Linked DNA regions of Homo sapiens: region 2 is linked to region 1. The links are chromatin loops, found by intact Hi-C in ENCODE. Cell type or tissue: thyroid gland. All regions are shown on one strand. Each heading gives the region's core, and the rest is flanking DNA. Links, peaks and the distances in the headings are about the cores only.

The links. Peaks named below come from ENCODE experiments on the same cell type or tissue, not always from the same donor. Only the 100,000 strongest peaks of a DNase experiment are listed, where the experiment ranks them.
Region 2: a loop joins it to region 1, with 2.3 times the contacts of the local background. A loop is called at or near these places in 4 of 110 quality-filtered maps.

Annotation. Positions count from the first base shown.
Region 1 is chr12:108,462,826-108,468,204 of GRCh38, reverse strand. All of the region lies in intron 2 of LINC01498 (long intergenic non-protein coding RNA 1498), which reads left to right. Among named protein-coding and RNA genes, the nearest start is that of LINC01498, 8.2 kb to the left of the region's middle. In thyroid gland, for the core only: no CTCF peak of the experiment used is centred there; no DNase peak of the experiment used is centred there.
Region 2 is chr12:108,211,799-108,217,177 of GRCh38, reverse strand. All of the region lies in intron 4 of WSCD2 (WSC domain containing 2), which reads right to left. The region is part of intron 2 of LOC124903077 (a long non-coding RNA gene); the gene reads left to right. Among named protein-coding and RNA genes, the nearest start is that of WSCD2, 85 kb to the right of the region's middle. In thyroid gland, for the core only: no CTCF peak of the experiment used is centred there; no DNase peak of the experiment used is centred there.

The DNA.
Region 1 (5,379 bases), core at 181-5,180:
AAAGCATTGGTTTTTTATTTATCCATCCACGTAGTATGGGGCTCTGAGGGAGAAAATATGGGGGTGGCGGGGGAGTTTCTGTAAGGGCTTTTCATGGGGAGAAGCGTATGCAGTAATGATGTTGGCAATAGCAATGATAACACCTCGCAGGGTCTCCACATTTTAAAATCTGTGGCAGCCACTTTAGACCCTCAATATAGCCTGTGGATTTGATGCGGGAAGAAACTGGGACTTCAAGTGAAGAAGTGATATATGTGCCCGTTTCATGCTGTCTTTTTAGTGCCTGGAGCATCTCACTGCCTGACTGGGACTTCCCCAGCAGTACCTAAGCAGTGACTCTCCTCCTCATCAAAAGGTACTGGTGCTCTGTCCCATTCCTCCCCATCCCTGATAACAATGGCACCCCGAGAAGCCTGTCTTAGCTAGACAGCAATAGTGAATTGAAGGTTTACTCTCTCAGGCCAAGTTTACTGGTGACTCCAATGGCTAAAGAGCTGACACTTTGTCTGATTAGAGTTTGGTTATGGGTGCTTTCCCCCATTCTGCTTACACAAAGGGCTCCTTTTTTTCATTGACGTTGGGGCACTAGTTTTATGCTCTGTATATCCTCAGGACAATCCTAGGAGGCAGGTACTATTATTATCCACATTTTACAGTTGAAGATATGACTCAGAGAGGCCATGTAACTTGTCAGAGTTCACACTGCTAGGAATGCGAGAGCTGTGATTGGAACCCAAGTCACCTGACACTTCGGTAGACATGAGTATCAAGTCCAACAAGAGCCAGAATAAGTCCCCCAAGGTACTCAGCTTGCTTGAAGTCCAAGGACACTTCTGAGACTTAGTTAGGGTTAATTTCAAAGTTGTCTCCTTAATTGGGAGGGTTTGGATTGTAGAAAGGCTCATGGGGAGAAGGGCTTTGGGTTGGGTTCATCTAGGAACCGTTGCCCAGCACAGGGTGAAATGCAGCTGGCTGGGCAATAAATATAGAAGCTTCACAGTCGCAGAAAAAAATCCCTCAGTTTCATGCTTTTCCATTCTGGGAGGGCCTGGTAGCATCTTTAGACGTATCTCCTCATATACTAGAGGGCTGGGTGGCAATGTCAGTCTGCAAATTTATGTTTCAGAGACCCAGAGGTGTGATCTGGGTAAATAATTAGGGTCATGCTATCATAAGAGGTTAGGATTATCGAGTCTCAGAGCTAAGTGGGATCTTAGAAATAGCCAAGTCAAATGTATGCCAAGGTTTTATTGTGTATACCACCAGGGATACATAAGATGATTTAGTTGTTGTATTAGTTAGGATAAGCTTATGAATGCAGTAACAAGCAAACCCAGAAGTCTCTGTGATTTTAGACAATCAAGCTTTGTTTCTCTTACATAAATTCTGTTGGGAGTCAGTCAACCCTCTATGGTGGTGGTCCCTCATGCAATTACTTAGGGACTCAGGCTACTTTGATTTTTGTGATGCTGCCACCCCACATGTAGCTTCTAGGTCATGAAGGCACAGAAGAGAGCTGGTAGGCTGCACATGTTGCCCAAAACATGACGACAGATGCAGAGGTTAAAAATCTTTGCTCTATGATTGGCTTGTTTAGCATTAATTTTTGATTGGGTTGTAAAATATAAACATTTGTGAGATTTAGAAGATTAAGATCATTTTGATAGTATTATTTACAGACTTTAAATATGTGGCTATCACATGTCTGTGCAGGGGAATAAGTACTACATAAATAGCTTAAATAGTTTGCATCAGCGAAAAAAAATCTTTGCTCTAAATAAGAACTGACTTGGCTGGGTGCAGTGGGTGGTGGCTCATGCCTGTAATCCTAGTGCTTCGGGAGGCCAAGGCAAGTGCATCACTTGAGGTCAGGAGTTCGAGACCAGCCTGGCCAACATGGTGAAACCCCAACTCTACTAAAAGTACAAAAATTAGCCAGGTGTGGTGGCACATGCCTGTAATTCCAGCTACTTAGGAGGTGGAGGCAGGAGAATCGCTTGAACCTGGGAGGCAGAGGTTGCAGTGAGCTGAGATTGCACCACTGCACTCCAGCCTGGGCAACAGAGTAAGACTCCATCTAAAAAAAAAAAAACCCAAAAAACAAAAGGAATTGACTTGCAAGAAGGAAAGAGGAGGGAATTTACCAGCTAGGGGCTTGAAACCACCCACCTCATTTGGTAGTATATCATAATTACAGACTTTTACTTCCCCTGAGTAGAATCGAAGACCACCTCCAAGATTTGATTTTTTGTCAGCAGGGGAGAAGGTGCCTCAACATTCAGAGGCAGGGAAGATGAGGCATCACTCTGTCCAGTAGAGGGGAGGGAAGCGGATCTTGTAGTAAACTCCCAAAAGGCGACTTGAAAGAGAAACTGATCTCATCCATCTGAAAGATGTAGCCAAAGGCAGAAACACAAATGCATATACAAAGACACACAGATACACTGAGGCAGACACACAAAGACATTCCAATGTGTGCACACACACACATCCAAGCACACACAGGCTCACTCACAAAGATACAGCAACACTCGCTTCCTCTGTGTGTGTGATTCATCTTCCCAAGCTAGGAGGAGATGCTGAAAGGACCTGTGGTCCCATGGGGACCATGAACGAGGCCTGTAGTGTATAAATCTGGGGTCAGCAGCAGAATGGGCTCAACCATCCCCATTTCTTTCTCTCTGGTGCCCTATAAACATCTCCTGGTTCCTGCCCCACCTCCCGGCAGCAATCCTTACTGCCATCTCTCCCAGCTTGTTAGATTTAGGTGCTGGAGTGATTTGTTTCTTTTCTCCAAATCAGCCCTAGAAGCTGCCTAACAGGGGCAAATTCACCATTCAGGGAGCCTGCAGAATCATATTGCTTTCTCCTTCACTGAGAGGGAAAATGGGATTTTTAGGGAAACAGCCATGGTTGGTTTGACTTGATCCCTTTGGCCTCGCAAAGCAAGAGAAAGGGATTTCTGACACAGGGTAGGACTGACCCCATTCCTCAGTTCAGTGTGGACTTCTGAGCCTCTGCTGTGGCTACCCTTGCACCCGGGGCCTTGGGTCCTGGGGTCAAGAAAATTAAGGCAGAAACCAGTTGGTAGACTTCTTGGAGACTTCACTCATCCTATGGCATCCTTGGTGCCAGGAGGTCTCCAGTGTCATGGTCAAGAGCATCAGCTCTGCACTCAGCCTGTCTGGGTCTAAATCTCAGCTCAGCTGGTAAGAGGCTCTATGACCTTGAGCTCATTACAGAATTTCTCTGAGCCTCAGTTTCCCCATCTTTCAAATGGGGATGATAATGGTAGTTCCCTCATGGAACTATCATGGATACATGGCATGTAAAATATTTTAGTACACGGTCACATCCTGGGAGACAGAGTTCCAGAAGTCGTGGCTGCAAGAGTCAGGTAAGAGATACAAACCTGACTCAAAGAGGAACTTCCGTGAAGATGTCACAGCTGCAAAGAGAAAATGACTGCCAGGTCCCCACTCACCTTGTTAGAGGCCCTGGCTGTTCTGAATATGCCATAGCCAGACTCAATGGGGGCCCACGCTGAGCTACAAACAACACTGGCTGTGGTGTGTTGATGGAGGGGTGAGACTGGCCTCAGGGCCTGCTGACTGTTCCTTGGGTGTCTGGGGCCCGGGCATGGATGTTACCTTAAGGAGCACACACCGGTCTCCCTTCTTCCACACCACCCCATCCTCCCTGCCTTTCTTCTCAGAGACTCATTGAGCACCTACTTTATTCCATGTGCTTGAACAAAGTAAACCTGGCCTCTGCCCTGATGGTGTGTGCCTCATAGTCTGGGAAGATAGACAATCAACAAATAAGCAGAAAGGTGAGCAAGATGATTCCTGATGGTGGTAAGGCCTCTCCAAAGAAGCGACATCTGAGTTGAGAGGAAAGGAGAAGGAGCTGGCTGTGCAGACACCTGGAGCCCATTTCCACAGTGAGTGGGAATGGCAATTGCAAAGGCTGTGGAAAGCAGGAGAGAGCTGGGAGTTTTGGTGTTTTTGTTGTTGCTGTTTTGGGACAGGGTCTCACTCTGTCACCCAAACTGGAGTGCAGTGGCACAGTCAGCTCACTGGAACCTCGAACTCCTGAGCTCAGGTGATCCTCCCACCTCAGCCTTCTGAGTAGCTGGGCCACAGATGCATGCCACCACACCTGGCTCATTAAAAAAATTTTTTTTAGAGATGGGATGGGGTCTTGTTATGTTGCTCAGGCTGCTCTTGAACTCCTGGCCTCAAGCGATTCTCCCGCCTTGGCCTCACAAAGTGCTGGGATCATAGCTGTGTCCAGCCCAGAGTCTTAAGTTTCACAGGGACAGAAAGAGGAACAGGGTAAGTGAAGGAGAGGGGTTGCTGCAGGAGATGAGTTTGGAAGCGTGAAGAGATCGTGTCCTGCCTCATCGACCAGGGTGAGAAATGGAGGTTTTATTTTAAGTGCAGCCAGAAGTCATTTGCTAGAGGCTCCAAGCTGGGGAGAAAGACACGATCCAGTTTATATTTTAAGAGGAAGGCTCCAGCTGCTACATGCAAAGACCTGTGGAGGGGCAAGATGGGAGCTGGGAAGGCAGAGAGGAGGTGGCTGCAGGAACCCTGGTGCCTTGGACAGAGGTGACCGGAGTAGAAAGGAAAAAATGAATTCTCAATACAGTTTGAAGGAAGAGCCAACAGGACTTGCTGACAGATTGAATTGGACTGGGTTAAGGGTGACAGATTTGAACTTGTCTGTTTCAATTTAGGCCTGATTCTATTTTCATATTAACCTTCTTGTGATGATTAATAGGATTGCTCCTTGGGATTCTGGAGGGCAGGTGGAACGAACTGCAATGGAGACTCACTCCTTCCTCAACTCACAATAAAGGGATGTCAGAGAGCTGGGTTGTAGCCCTGTCTCTGCTACCAACTTGATGAGTGGTGTCGGCTAAATCACACCCCCCCTCCGCGCCCCATCCTGGCTCCAGTGTCCTCACTGTGAAATGTGCATGGTCTTGGTGTCTTCGCAGAGGGAAGGGCTGAGGAGGGCTGGACTTGATGTACCATAAATGTTCAGAGAGTAGAAAGCAGTGACAAAGAAGTGCATGTGGTAGGGTTGTATTGGGAAGGGTCTCTTTGCCGCCTAATAATTCCCCTCCCCTCTCTCTCCTCCTTTCCCCTCCCCTCCCTTCCTCTGTCTTTCCCTTCCCTTCCTCTCCTCCCCTCCCCTCCCCTCCCCTTTCCTACCCTCCCCTTCCTTCCCCTCCTCTGCTCTCTCCCTGCCTTTCTTCCCCCACCTTGGTTCTGAGGACCCTTCTCTCCTGTGCCAGATGGTGCCGACACAGAGCCAAGGATGAAAGCACGCAGATGCATTCTGCCCAATCCTGATCCCTGGTCTCTGAGA
Region 2 (5,379 bases), core at 93-5,092, 250 kb after region 1:
GTGTGCCATTGGGCAGGTGTCTTCACTTTGCTGAGCCTCAGTTTTTCTCATCTGTACATGAGGATTGTTGTATCTACCCTGCACAGTTGGGGTGAAAGTCTATGAGATGGCATTTACAACAGTGTCTGAGACATAACAAGTACTCAAACCATGCCACTTCCTGTTCCTTTCATCACTTGCCCATAATATGTGGAAGGTGGCTAGATCCCATGCACTGTTTGCTGTCAGTAGTCCATTAATATGCCTGCTCTTGGCATTTGCCATTCCATTATTGGCTGATAGTGACCATGACTCTGCCTTAGGGCCTGTGAGGGACAGGCTGGGCCTGCCAGGGTGTTAATTTCCCCAGGAGCCACCCTCAGCCAATGATGGATGAGAGTTGGAGGAAAAAAAAATACAGCAGCTTTCTGCTCCTCAGGTGGAACACGTCTGAGGTTTGTTCAATACCATCCTCCAGAGCTCTCCAGTGGGGTTAAGCTTCCATTGTCCTCACTAGAGACCTGCTTTGTCAGGGACCCTGTATTAGCTTTCTTCCCCATCTAACCTTTCTAGTCCCCTATGGGTGCATCTTGGCAACACCTTCCAGGTAGCCAAGGTTCACATCCCTGTATTGGGGGAACCCAACTTAAAACACCTTGGATCTTTGAGCACTTTCAGTTACAAGGAAAATCCTTCACAGATTTCAGGGCCACTGCTTTTCACAGCTCATAGTCTATGTGAATGGTACTCCCTGGAGTCATGAATGACAACAGCAGTAGCCCTGGATGGCATCTTCCTAATGATCAAACCTTTCTATATAATAGCAATGATGGCAGTAATAACAGCTGTTTACTCTATGTCATTAGTGCTAAGTATGTTGTGTGTATTATATCTCAGTTAATCCTCACAGCAACCTATGAGGTGAACAATATTATTATCCTATTTTGTAGGCAGAGACCCTGAAACTTAGCAAGATTCAATTACTTTTCCAGGTCACACAGCTGGTAGGGAGCAGAGCTGGGATTTGACCCCAATCTTGTTTGACATCACATCCTTGTTTCCCATCTCTACTATCCTGAAGAAGATCTGCTCAATTTTAACAAGTTGGGCTCCATAGACCCCCATTCCAGCTACCTGAATTTTCCAGAAATCCTCTCGGCCCCACAGTGGGAGTCCAAGGATTGCAAAAGCCCATGCCCCACATTCTGACAATGTCAGCTCTGCATTGCCAGGCTAGCTGGGATGGTACATGACCTCAGCAGCTTGGGCTTTTTACTAGCAAGAAGCAAGCAGAGCAACTGTTCATCAACTCCCTTTGCTGGGGGCAGATGAAGAACAGCCCGGAACCAGCTGCAAGTGTCTCTGAAGTCCTATCATCTCTTTGTTCTGGAGCTTCACAAAAATGAGGTAAATGTCACCAGGCATCAGCTTAGAGGCAGCCGTGGAAGAGTTCTCCTTGGTTTGAAAGAAGCCACCAACCCCTGGGTAATTAGGCCAAGCTCCACTGCATTAAAGATGCTGGTGAGGAGGAAAGGCAGTGAGCTGGAAGCTGTTAATGGCTACCTAGCTACCTATAATCAGAGAGAGATTGAATTACACAAAGAGCCTAACTGTCCAAAGAGAATTCAAGCCAGCTATTTTTAGACATTACCAAAGGCTCCTGTGGGCTGTTGGAAATTCAAATCACTTGAATTGGGTGCTTCTCGGAGTGAATTGGGGAGTTTCCATTAGGAAAAAGCTACTCTGTAACAGGCACTGTGCTAGGTGCTTTCTAGTCTTTACCTCACTCGGTGGCCCCAGAAATTGTGAAAGATTGGGATTGTCTTCATTTTATAGACGAAGCACCAGACGCCTAGAAAGAACGAGTGGCTTGGCCAAAGTCAATACAGCCATCAGGTGAGAGAGTTGGGATAGAAACATTATGCCTGATTCCAAAACCTGCATTGCTCCCAATATTTTCCTGTCCAATGGCCTAGATTTTGCTTAGGGGAGAAGAGCAAACCAATTCTCTCCCATCATGATGCAGAAGAAGAAATATTTTCTATCATTCCCTTGGCCCTACAGAGAAGAGCTCATGGGGTCCCATATGAATTATGAAATTCAGGGCTCCCAGACCTACAGCAAAGGGAAGTAGAAGAAGCCTCCAGGTCTAGCAAAGAAGGAACTAGACATGGTCCATTCCAGCAAATGTGACTGTCCCCTAATCATCTGAGGGTTCCCCTCAGTAAAAGTAGTTGGAATGGAGTATCAGTGAACATAAAGCAAAGCACTGCACAAAATTCTCCTAACTTTGGGAGACAAAAAATTGCCGGAATTAACAACAGTACACAAAAACCACCATGTAAAAAATTGTGAACCATAAACAAGGTATCTATTTTTTCAGTGATAGTGTAAGCTTCATAATGTCTTCACTAAACTAGGAAGGAAAAAACAAAAGGAAAAAAGTACACATCCCTGGGAGAGGCTGATTTGCCATCATTGGGGTTTTAGGCAGTGCAGTGGTCAGCACCATGGACAGCCACCCTTGGGACTCAGGAGCCCCGTTCTGATGAACTTTGCAACCCAAATCTTGCAAGAATCTTTCAGGCAAATGAAATTTCTTGCAACATCGCGTAAAGCCATAATGTTCTCAAATCACCAGCAGGTCTCTATCCCTGGGAGGAGAGCTACACTTGCCGACACATTTAGCAAACTGCTGTGAAAAATGTAATCTGACCAAGAAAGAAGTCCATTTCTCAGTTCTTTTGTAACAAGGGCAAAGAGTCCACGTGCCCGAGAGTCTGTGTCAAGGCAGAATAGCAGGGTGCCTGCAGACATTTGCTTTGCTAACCTTTTAATGCTCTCACTATTATGGGAACATTCCATCACCTCACCTCAGAAACACGTAGGCTGGCATCCTGTGCGAGGCAGATGCCCCACCAGAATGGTCCTTGGGAGATAAAAACCTTCCTTTAGATCTCTCCAATCATTAAAGGTTCTGTGCCACTGCTTAGGAAAACACAATTAGGACACAGTGTTAATACCAACTAATGACTCTACAAATGAAATCTGGTTTCTGCCATAGCTGTTTGCTGGAGTGTTCGCTCATTTCTCTTGCCTGATGTAATACATGCCAGAGTTGTGTGCCAGTGACTTGGAAGGCATCCCTTTCTGACTTCTTTGTGTACAAAGCAAATCCTAGGCATAATCCTAGGAAATCGAAGGCACCACTGAGTCAGAGCAAAGACATTGCAGATTTCACATTGCCTAGAGTCTGGAAACAAGGTGGAAGGAGGGATCAGGGTCAGGGAAGGAAGGAGATGAGCTGGAGCCAAGGAGCTCCCCTAAAAGAGAGATGGTGTTCTGAACCAAATTCCAGGGTCAGGGTGTCTACAACACTGTAGCAAGTGGGTATACTAACTGGGATTCATGGACCTGGGTTCAAGCCCATGGTCAGTCCCTAAGAGGCACAGTAGCCTTGGAAAAACCATGCCTGCCAGTCATTTCCTGCAATAGGCACCAGGCTTTTGTGCACTCTTTTATTTGCCTAATTCCTCTCCCACTGCTTGGTGATTTGTCTTGAGTCTGGGTATCCTCCTCTTCTCTGCCAGGCAACAACCTTTCAAGGCTCTTGTCAAATGTCCCCTCCTTTATCGAGCTGCCCCCTTCTTTGTGGAGCCTCCCCCAGTGCTGTTCAATTTAGCCATTTCTATTCTCTGAGCCACAGTTTCTACAAATATAAAATGCAGACATCAGTGAGAAAGGTGCTTCCAACATAGCATTCAACACATGACCTTTGCTGACTCTGGACTTTTGATCATGAATTAGAACACATGGCTGTCCCTTTCACCTGGAATCCTCTCAGAATGAGATTCAGCTCAAAAGTTGCTCCCTTGGCTCTTGAAGACAGAGCCCCCGCAGCCCTCTGGGTCTGTGGTTCAACCAATCCTACTTGTATTGGGTCTGCACAAAATTATCCTTTTAACTCATGGTTGAACCAATTTCATTAGTATCAGGTCTGTTGCCCCATGAGATGGAAAGCTCCTTGAGGTCAGGCATTGTGCTTTACTGACCACTGAGCCTCTCCATACCTCATCCACAGAGGAGCTCATCAAGTGTTTTGGTTCAATGAATGGTCCCTGCACTCTCTTTGTATACCATGTTGCCAACTGGATTTGAAACATTGTCAACCATCTCTCTCCTTGTCCAAGCTGCCTCCCTTCTAAGTCTCAGCCTTAGTAGCCTCAAGGCTAATAAGGCTTAGATTTTCTTTTAGGGTCTCCAGCTGAAGGTGCTCAAGCTTCAAACCTTACATGGCGATGATTCGGAACAACGGTGATGGACTTTAGAGAATCCAGGACTCCACTCTCAGTAGAAATAAGTGTGTTTCTTCCTCTTGGACATAATACAAAAATGCTATTCTCAGATGGTACAAAGCACCACCCAAATAATTGTGCCACACAGAAGGGGGCAGGTGAGGGGTGCAGCATTGTTCCTGCCAGCAGCCCCCCAGCTCACCCATGGCCAATGAAAGTGTTATTATATAATACAAGGTGATCACAGCAGTGTGTGTGTGTGTCTGAATGTGTGTGTGTGTGTGTGTGTGAGAGAGAGAGAGAGAGAGAGAGAAATGGGGGTGGAGAGACAGCGGAAGAGAGAGGGAGGAAGGTGGGGGAGAGAAAGAGGAAGAGAGAGGTGGGGAGAAGGAGAGAGGGGAGAGAGGAGAGAAAGAGATATTGAGAGAGAGTGTGTCCAGGTTATTCAGCCAACCTGAACATTAACCAAAAGGAGGTCTGGCTAGTGTCTGGCTAATGACATACACAGTCCAATTCTTGTTATCTGTCTCAGCTTCATCCACTAGGATGTGTTACTGGCAGCAGCTTTCCCTATAAATATCCCTGACTTTCAGGTCATCTCTTCAGATGGTCCAAATGTTGCTATCAAAATAACATAACATAAATATTGACATAAAGGCGATCAGTTGTAAAGGTGACAAATCTGCCACTAAGTTAAAAACTCATAATATTAGCAGCCAAACCACAAAGCCACTCTATGGACATTCTCTGGCCTGGATTTCACATGCTACCTCTGTCCTCTGCCCTCTGCCCTCCTAGGGCTTCATACCTGAACTGATGTGACTATGGGGAGGTGGAAGTTGCAGTTAATTTGGAAAAACCAGCCAGTTTGCAAATTGACCGCATGCTTGACCCTATTGCACAGCAAAGCTTGAATGGAGCTTCAAAAATATGGGATTTGAGGCTGGGTGTGGTGGCTTATGCCTGTAATTCCAGCACTTTGGGAGCCTGAGGTGGGTGGATCACGAGGTCAGGAGTTTGAGACCAGCCTGGCCAACACAGTGAAACCCTGTCTCTACTAAAAATACAAAAAAAAAAAAAAAATTAGCCAGGCATGGTGGCGGGA